Linked DNA regions of Homo sapiens: region 1 is linked to region 2. The links are chromatin contacts, found by Hi-C or POLR2A ChIA-PET in ENCODE. All regions are on one chromosome and are shown on one strand. The core of a region is the stretch at or near the end of the contact, and the rest is flanking DNA. Distances in the headings are between cores, read along the strand shown.

The links. Hi-C counts contacts between places; a loop is a spot of excess contacts on that map. ChIA-PET counts read pairs that join two places held with the same protein, here RNA polymerase II (POLR2A). Pooled maps may share reads with other maps.
Region 1: a pooled map shows a loop between it and region 2 (9-fold over the local background). The contact joins the promoter of KLHL21 here to the promoter of TMEM52 in region 2. A Hi-C loop is called at or near these places in 1 of 168 maps with a recorded cell type or tissue (gastrocnemius medialis) and 7 of 50 pooled maps. POLR2A ChIA-PET finds 5 or more read pairs at or near these places in 1 of 52 experiments (endothelial cell of umbilical vein).

The regions. Positions count from the first base shown.
Region 1 is chr1:6,600,546-6,605,114 of GRCh38, forward strand. KLHL21 (kelch like family member 21) reads right to left here and starts at 2,324. Exons shown (of 4, transcript NM_014851.4): 1 at 1,252-2,324. The coding sequence starts at 2,272. LOC107984913 (a long non-coding RNA gene) reads right to left here. Exons shown (of 2, transcript XR_001737882.3): 2 at 2,902-4,102. RefSeq lists enhancers at 840-979, 1,010-1,059, 2,820-2,909, 2,930-3,089, 3,130-3,279 and silencers at 1,320-1,399, 1,580-1,739, 2,340-2,729, 3,694-4,042.
Region 2 is chr1:1,916,004-1,920,650 of GRCh38, forward strand. It overlaps TMEM52 (transmembrane protein 52), which reads right to left and starts at 3,276. Exons shown (of 5, transcript NM_178545.4): 1 at 3,179-3,276; 2 at 3,042-3,085; 3 at 2,890-2,931; 4 at 2,250-2,428; 5 at 1,588-2,159. The coding sequence starts at 3,262. The coding sequence ends at 1,879. CALML6 (calmodulin like 6) reads left to right here. Exons shown (of 6, transcript NM_138705.4): 3 at 438-612; 4 at 749-893; 5 at 971-1,071; 6 at 1,144-1,293. The coding sequence ends at 1,190. RefSeq lists enhancers at 2,593-3,394, 3,454-4,047, 4,048-4,640 and a silencer at 2,873-3,512.

The DNA.
Region 1 (4,569 bases), core at 1,074-3,573, 4.7 Mb after region 2:
AAGCAAGTTCTTGTTCTTAGGAAGTGAGCTCTGCCGGCCTCCTCCCTTCCATGGAGCTGTGTGAAAGGCAGCTGAAAGGAATGAACCAGCCACCTGCCTAAACCCAAGGGATTAACTGCTCTGCTGGGACATTTATGGAAGGGTGTGCAGAAAGCTGGGGCCAGTGTGGCCAGTTCTGGGAAGAAATTATCTGCTCAAAGCCACTGGTCAGACTTTCAGAAGAGGGGAGGGACACGGTCCCCAATCAACTTGGGGACAACCTTGGATTGGAAAGAGGCACAGATTCTGGCAGAACCCAGCAGAGGCTGGACTCAGAGCAGCAGGCTAAGGAAGCTGTGGCAACAGAATCCAGCAACTGTCCCACCTGACACCTCAGAGCCCCACTGGAACTCGGAGCACGTCCCAGAGTGGGCTCTCTCGCGAACATGCAAGGCTGGGCACAGCAGCTGTGACATCCCAGTCCCCACCTCCTTGCCTGATAACCGCCTCACACGCCTGCCTGGTGGGTTCTTTCCTTATATAGCAGTCACAGAGACCGCCCTTCCTCACCCCGACAAAGGAGGTAGCCTCGTGTTTGAACTGGGATTTATCTTTAATAAAAACCGTAGAAGCCCAAACTCAGGCGGACTGGGACCCGCCTACCATGACTCGGCAGTGTTTTGGGGTTTGGGCCAAGTAACTGGAAGAAAACCTCTTAACATGTGACCATGTTTACAGGCTCCGGGGAGTTCAGCCTAAACACCATGTGACCAGAGCACAGAGCCTAGGTGCAAGCCCAAGGGAACCTTGTCACCGGGTGACAAAGAGTGAGTCAGGGGGCCCGGTGTGGCTCAGCAGGGAGGGAGAAATTCCCCGGCTTGTGGGGAACAGATGCCTCACCGGGCGTCGGCCTCCTGCCCGTCCCTGGATTCCTTAAGGAGAAAAAGAAAGCACCCATTGTGCGGGGTGAATGCCCCAGTATCTTCCAACCAAGTGGGGAGGCACCTCCTGGGCACGGAGTTGGCTCAGCCTGGCAGCCCCGGCCGCACGGGGCACAGAGACCCACAAGCAGCTACTTGTCCCGGCTCACACAAGGGGCCCTTCTTCAAGGTTAAAAGTATCGCCCAGAGACATGTAGTCACCAGAGCCCCAGCTTGGACTCAGGTGCGCCCCTAGGATTCCAGGCTCTGTGCGCTTCCCCCGCGAATAGCTGGGCTCCCGTACCGGCGAGGTTCAACCCCAGAGAGCCTGCCCAGCCCCTGGCCCACTCACCCGTCACGTAGATGTCATTGCCCAGCGCCACGATGCTGTAGCCTCCGCCCAGGTGGTCTGGGAACTCGGCCAGGTAGCGCCACTGACCCGTCTGCGGGTTGTAGCAGTCGACAGTGACCAGCTCGTCACAGTCCTGGTCGCAGCCGCCCACGAGCACGAGGATCTCGGCGAGACCGGTGGACGGGCGAGGACGCATTCGGGGACAGGGCCCGCGGTCGTGGCGGTCGTAGCGCGCCGCCTGGAAGTCGCGCGCCTCGCGCAGCAGGCGCAGGCAGGGTGGGCAGCGCGCCACCAGCGGCTCGGCCTCGACGTGCGCCAACAGGTAGAAGCGGCGCACGAAGGGCAGGCGCACGGCCTCCAGCAGCTGCGGCCAGTGCGCGGCGCGGCGCGGCGGGTCAGCGCGGACCCAGCGCAGCGCCAGCTGGTAGGCGGCCTCCTCCTTGGGCACACACAGCCCGTCGTCCCGCAGGTAGCGCAGCAGGCGCGCCAGTGGCAGCCGCTCCAGCTGCTCGGCGCCCAGCTCGCCCACGTGGCGCAGAATGAACCGCTGCGCCGCGCTCGCCAGTCCCGAGCAGCTGAAGGCCTCAGCGAAGTCCTGCATGTCCAGGCAGTTGGCCAGGTCGAGCTGCTGCTGCAGGAAGGCCCCGCACGCCTCCTTCACGGCCGGGAACTGCAGCAGGTCGGCGGCGCGCAGCAGCGGCTCAGCGTTGTCGCCGCTTACCGCCACGCGGCCCGTGTAGCTGAAGTCCAGCAGCAGCTGCAGCATGTCGGGAGGCACTCCGTGCAGGCGCACCCGCTCGGCGCGGCTCTCGCGCAGCTGCCCCGCGAACATGGCGCGGAAGTAGGGGCTGGCGGCGGCCAGCACCGCACGGTGCGCCGGGAAGTCGCGCCCGCCCGCCGCCTCCAGGGTCACGTCCAGGAACTTGCGCTCGGCGCGCAGCTGGCTCAGGCCGCGCAGCAGGCTCAGGGCGTGCGCGGGGTCCGAGAAGGGAAGCACGGCCAGGGGCGCCGGTCGCTCCATGGCGCCTTCGATAGGTTGTCGAGGACGCCGCGGCCGGGGCCTGCGGAGAGACGCGGCGCGCTAGGCACCGCTGCTATAAATAGGGCGGGGCGCCGCGGCTCTCGAGGGGCGGGATGGGCGGGGAGACGTCTGCACCGCCCCCTTAACCCCTCTGTGCCGGGCGCCACCGCCCCCCGCGAGCGCGGGCTCGCCTGTCCCCCGCGCGGCGCCCGCCCCCGGCTCCGCAGGCTGAGTCACCGCTGTCCGCGGCCGGCTCCCTCCCTCCGCCCTTCTGCGTCTCCCCGCTGACGCCCGGGCCGGGGACAGCGAGTGACAAGTGCCAGGTCCGAGGGCGGCCTCGCCGCGCGCCGGGACCGGGGGCCTCCCGGGGTTGCCCACGACCCACCCGGCCCGGCTGCTGAACCCAACCCGGGAGAGGCGAGCTCGGCCCTGAAACCAAAGCCACCCCTCCTTTCACGCCAGACTTCCCAAGGGCGCCGGCCCAGGTCCCGGGGCGGCTGGGTACAATGGCTTTTTGTTTTGCTTTTGAGTTCCACTAGTTTCAAGGGTTGCTAGTTAACCCCATCACGGGACACACTCAAAGGATAGGCTTTTTACCATTCTGGACCAAAGCAAGAACGCGTATAAAGTTTTTCGGTGACGTTTTTTTCTTGGCGCATTTATAAGCGACCCGGGGCCGGATTCCAGGAGTCGGCCCCACTCCTGTGTTCCTGAAGGAGCTTCTGACTCAATCACACAGGCGTTAACTTTAGTCGGCTTCACGCGCAGTTGTAGTTTCCGAGTCTGCGTCGCAGCTGCAGGCTCCGGGGCTGCCCGCCCTAGGGGCTCCCGGGCCTCCCTGAAGCAGCTGCTCGGACTCCACGAGAGGGTAACTGGGTATAAAGAGCGAGGGCTCAAAGTCAGATAGGAGACCGCCTTGAAACTAGATGACGCCACTAAGCACAGTCCCGCCGTCACTTGTACTGCGGTGGGGAATGGTGAAAGAAGGAATCGCCCTTATTTTAGTTCCGATAGACACAGCACCACTTTGAATGTCACTTGTAGGGGAAAAAGAGCCCTCCCTTGGAGGCCATTTTTTCCTCAGTGGAAGGTAGGCTTTGCTCAGTTTTAGAAAAGACCCCTATTTCACCACCAGGACTGCTGCTTTGCAGAGAACACTTGGGTTTGTGCTGTTTTCCAGCCCCCCTACACCGGTGGGCCTTTGAGAACGCATTCCTGAGGAAGGCGCCCGCCCACGTGGGTCCCAGAGCAGGCCACGCGCATGGGAGCTGGCTATCATTTCCTGGTTCCAGCGAGGTCTAGGGCCGCGTAGCGTTTCCAGAAGACATTTTGTTTTTATTCCACCTCTGAAATGAGAACCGCAGGCTTTCTCTTCTACTTAAGAGTTTCACGTCATTTTGCCATAAGAATGCATCTGGTCTGAATTTCAGGGTGAGCATGGGCAGCACAGGCCCAAATCAGAAAACATTCAGGTACCCAGGCGGGCCGCCTGTTGCCCATAGAAGGACTGTTCACACAGCTATTCAAGGCAGCGGCAGCATTCCTGGGCCCAGGAGCAGGGCCAATAGCTTCCTTGCACAGGCTTTGTGACAAGAAAGGCTGAGTAGCCAGGAAGTGGAATGTTTGTAGGGAAAAGAACTCCCGTCCCCTGGGTCAGCTTACCCATCTTGCGTAAGTCCAGTGATTAAATCAATAATGTTTCCATAGTTGAGGATTGAGTACGGTTTTTCTGTATTCCCAATAACAGGGATTTTTAAACATCATATTTCAGTCTTACTATGTAGCCTTGAAGAATAATGATGTATTTATTGAAATGGAAAGATGTTTGAGCTATAAAGCGAAAAATCAGATTACTCATTGTATGACCCAAATTGATTTATATGTATTCATATGCCTAAAAAAATTTATTAAGTTAACATTTTCGGCCAGGCGCCGTGGCTCACGCCTGTAATCCCAGCACTTTGGGAGGCCGAGGTGGGTGGATCACCTGAGGTAGCGAGTTCGAGACCAGCCTGGCCAATATGGCGAAACCCTGTCTCTACTAAAAATAAAACAATTATAATTAGCTGGGTGCTGTGGCGCACGCCTGTAATCCCAGCTACGCGGAGGCTGAGGCTGGGGCAAGATTTCTTGAGGCCAGGAGTTTGAGACCAGCCTGGGCAACATAGTGGGACCCAATATTTTGTCTCAACAAAAAGTTTTCAAATTGGCCAGGCGTGGTGGCATGCACCTTTAGTCTCAGCTACTTGGGAGGCTGAAGTGGGAAGATCACATAAGCCCAGATGACAGTGAGCTGT
Region 2 (4,647 bases), core at 2,026-4,525:
CAGGCTGGAGCCCAGGGTTCTGCTTCCTGGGCTGTATCCCAATCCTGGGCTGGAAGCCTTTCCCGGGCCAGGGCTGGGCTCCTCCCCACCCTGCTCTCGGCTTCCTTCACCTGCCTCACCTGGTGTCCATTGCCAGGCTCCAGGGCCGCTGCCTGGCCCGCCTGGCCCTGCAGCTGCTGCTGTTCCCTCGCACGCTGGCTCCTGCCTGTCTGGCCCTTGCCCCTGTTAGCTGCCTGGCAGAGCCCTGCTGGCCCTGCAAACCCCTGGCGTGTGACCCCTTGTCCTGGAAGCCTGCTCTCCGCTGGGGGCCTCCTCTCTTACCACTCACCTTGAAAGGCTGCCAATGGAGGAATGGGTGCAGGGGGTACCTCTGACCCTTCCCTGGACACAGGGGCAGAAGGGGCTCCTGGTCAGGCCGGTGCGGGTGTCCCCTGCAGACAGAGCGCCTGTCGGCTGAGCAGATCAAGGAGTACAAGGGAGTCTTTGAGATGTTCGACGAAGAGGGCAACGGGGAGGTGAAGACGGGGGAGCTGGAGTGGCTCATGAGCCTGCTGGGTATCAACCCCACCAAGAGTGAGCTGGCCTCAATGGCCAAGGATGTGGACAGAGACAGTGAGCTCATGGCTGGAGTGGGGTGGGCAGCCTCGGGGGGGCCCTGGGTCAGGTGTCAGTGCCTACGGGGGGAAGAGGCAAAGCCCATGGGGAGTGCTGTGCCCCATCCCTTGAGCCCCAGCTGTGCCCCTTGCAGACAAAGGGTTCTTCAACTGCGATGGTTTCCTGGCACTAATGGGAGTTTACCATGAGAAGGCCCAGAACCAGGAGAGCGAGCTGAGGGCGGCATTCCGTGTCTTTGACAAAGAGGGCAAGGGCTACATTGACTGGAACACACTCAAGTAGGGCCCGGGTTGGGGGCGGGTGGTGGGCGGGCACGGGCAGGGCCGATGGAGTGGCTCAGCGCCAGGCCCCGTAGGTACGTGCTAATGAACGCAGGGGAGCCCCTCAACGAGGTGGAGGCGGAGCAGATGATGAAGGAGGCCGACAAGGATGGGGACAGGACCATCGACTATGAGGGTGAGTGGCCTGGAGCCCTGGGAGCCGTTGGCTGGGCCGGGGCAAGCTGCTGACCTGCCCCTCTGTTCCCAGAGTTTGTGGCCATGATGACGGGGGAGTCCTTCAAGCTGATCCAGTAGGTGCAGCTGCCGCAGCCGGGGGAGGCCTGCCCGGGAAGGCTGCTGCCCCTGCCCCCTGGCCCCCACTCCCCCGGCTCCGTGTAAAATAAATGTTCCAGCCCAACCTGTGTGTGCCTCACTGTCCCAGCCTGGGTTGGGGGGCAACAGGCAAAGGCGTGGGGCTGGAGAAGGAAAAGAGTTTTCCTGGCCCAGTCACAGAAACAGCCCCAGTCATTTCTGCCACGACACCTGACACCACCCATTGCCCAGCTCAGGGCTAGGAATGCCAGCCTGAAACCTGGACTGGGTACAGGCCGGGGACCACACGCTCGCCCTTCCTGCTTGCACTGGGGGTTGGCTGCCCAAGGGTTCCTCCCAGAGCCCTGGAGTCCCAGAGTCCTTCCCACATAGGCAGAGACCACTTAAATACAAACTTTATTCTCTCTCCAAGAAGATGCAGACGTCACAGGTGGCCCTGAGCTCCCACCCGAGGCTTAGGCCCAAGGGGCCTCTTCCAGGCTGAGGGCCTGCTGGGGCTGGGCCAGGGGCTGAGGCTGAAAGCAGCAGCCTGCCTAGTGGGTGACGCCAGGGGCCGGTGTAACATGGCACCGAGGTTGGGGCCACAGCAATGTGTGGGACGGTGGGGTGGGCTGGGGCCCTTGGCTCCAAGCATTAGTTCTCCAAGCTCTGGTCCGTTCTCCTACCTCCTTCAAGGGGCACCAGGGCTACAAGGTGGTAGTTGAGTATTGGGGCCCGACTCCTGGGGCACTGGAGTGGTCTCTAGGCCCGAGGCCCCAAGGAGAGGGCTGGGTTTCTGGGAGAGTGCTGGTCCTTCCTCTCTGGGCTTGGCCATCTTGACAGCTTCATCGTAGGAGGGTGGAGGCTCCGGGGTGTACAGGCTGTAGGCAGGAGGAGCCATGGAGTCCAGGTCCAGCTCCCCAAAGGGCAGGGGCAACCGCATGCCCAGTGGGTACTGCACGGAGCTGTAGGCTGCAGGGAACCAGAGTGGGTTCGTGGAGGCGGGCTTGGCATTTACCCCCGCCATCTCCACCCTCAACTGGCGGGCCCCTAGGCACTCACAGGTCACAGTGCTGTGTACAGGGCTGTCACTGTCCATAGGGATGACTGCCACGTCGCAGGGCTGCCGTGCTGGTGGCAGATGTGGCTGGGCCTGTGCCTGCTTCCGGAGGCAGCAGAACCGGACACAACCAGCTGTGACACCACACAGCAGAAGCAGGAGGACCGCCAGCAGGATGAGCCTAGGAGAGCAAGGCTCTACCACTGGACTGACCCTCGGCCACCGGGCACCTGCACCCTGGGGAATGTCGTGGCACAACCACCGAAGACAGGTTAACAGGATAAAAAGCAGACAATGTCTCTCCATGTCGGAGACCGCCGTGGCCAGAGCCTGGCCTCGGGCTGCTGGGCCTGCCCTGGCTATCTCTCCTGGGCTGGCCAGGGGTGGCCTTGGGCTCACTCCCAGGACTCGCTGTCCTCAGCGAGTGCCCCACTGCTGAGCGGGATCGTAGGGGACTCCCGCGGAGGCCAGGCGGGAGAGGTGGGAGGGAAGGTCCTGCTTGCTCCAGGTCAGTTCCCGCCAGCGGCCGGGACTGGGCGACAGCGGAGGCGGCCTGGTGAGGTAAGGGCCTGGCGGGCCTGGCCCCGGTGACCCCCGCCCCAGAACCGTCGGACGCACGGCTCCGCCGCGGCCTCCACTTACCCCACGTGCCACAGGCTGCTCCAGCGGGCCTGGGGCGGGCACCTGTGGGGACGGCGGCACCTGGAGCAGGCGGGGCATGGGACGGCCGACCTCGCCACCCGTGCCTCCCCATAGGGCGGGGCCAGGCCCCGGCTCCCTCCCCCCCGACTTACTGGTCCGAGGGGTCGCAGCTGCCGTCCGCGAAGCCCAGCGCCACCTGTGGGGACAAGGGTGAGCCCGGGAGGGGCGTGGTCCGAGCAGGGACCCGCCCCGCGGTGGCCGAACCGAGAGAGAACGCCGCCCGACCCACCTGCGGCAGCGGCAGGAGCGGCAGGAGCGGCAGGAGCGGCAGCAGCAGCCGCAGTCCGCGGGCGGCCAGCGGCCCCCGGGCCATGCTCTGAGGAGGTTGGAGCAAAGCCCGGCGGCGCGGCTTTATGGGGCCCCGCCCACCACAGGACACACCCACCACATGACACGCCCACAGAACGCCCGCTCAGAGTAAACCCCGCCCACCGGGCCCCGCTGGCCGCAGGCCCCGCCCACAGGCGCACACGCCTACTGGACGCCCCACGCAGGGTAAACCCCGCCCTCCGGGCACCGCCCAGAGCAAACCGCGTTCGTCGCAGGCCTCGCCCACAGGACGCCTCACGCAGCATAAACCCCGCCCACTGGGCCCCGCCCAGTGCAAGCCTTGTTCGCCGCAGGCCCCGCCCACAGGAGCCCTCGCCCACGAGACGCCCCCATTCGCTGGGCCTCCACTCAATGCAAACCCCGCCCACTGGCCCCATGCCCAACGTAAGCCTCGCCCACCATACCCCGCTCAGCGCAATCCCCTCCCACTGGGCCACGCCCAACGTGTTCAGAGGGCTTGTCCGCCACAAGCCCTACCCCGCAGCTCCACCTGGCCCAGACTCGTGAGGCGACGGTGGGTCTCGTCCTCAGCCCGGGCACGGCGCCTTAACCTCGGCCGAGCGTGGCCTGCTCTGCTGCTGGTCTGGGCGTGGCCCGGGGACCCTCGGGAGCTGGCCTGGAAAGTCGTGGCTGCCTTGGGTGTGGTCCCTCGGGTCCAGTCTCGCAGGCGGGCTCCAGGTGGACTGTAGGGTAACGCCACCAAGATGCTGGGCATCCCGAACTTGGTGTTTGGACACTTGATTGTGGACCTGCGCTGCAGGCGCTGTCTGGGGGCTGGCCCAGGGGGCTGGAGCCTGGCCCTGGCTCTGGGCTGTTGAGGCGCTGGGTGCAGACCACTTTCCCAAAGCACTTGGCCTTGGGGGCCATGCCCCACCTGGGGAATGTGACCTCCATTCCCGAGGGCCACAGGGAGCCCAGTGCCCTTCCCTCAGCCTGCAATGTCTGCTGCTCCCTGTGCAGGGGCAGGCCTGGGGCCATTTCTTCCAGGGGGACCCCAGACCCTTATCCCTCTGCCACCAGGCCAGGGGCCCTGTTAGGCTCTTGGTGCCCTCTGCTCCCCGTGGGACCAACAGCACACCGTCTCTCTGGTGGTCAGGCTAAGGGAGGTGGTCAGCACAGCAAGGGGCAGGGTCCATCTTACTGCAGGAGGGGCATGCACCCCTTGCTCAGAACTGTTCCACATGTGGGCGCTGCTCAGTGTCCCCCACCCCTACCACAAGGGCAGTGACCCTGGAGGGCAGGGCCTCCTCTGCGTGGCTCTTCTGCCCATACCTGCCCCTTCACTGCATCACTCCTTCCACTGTTGGGCTCTGCCTGAAGTTGCCTTTCACCTCCCAAGGCCTGTGCCACGGTCCTCAAGGGCCCTTC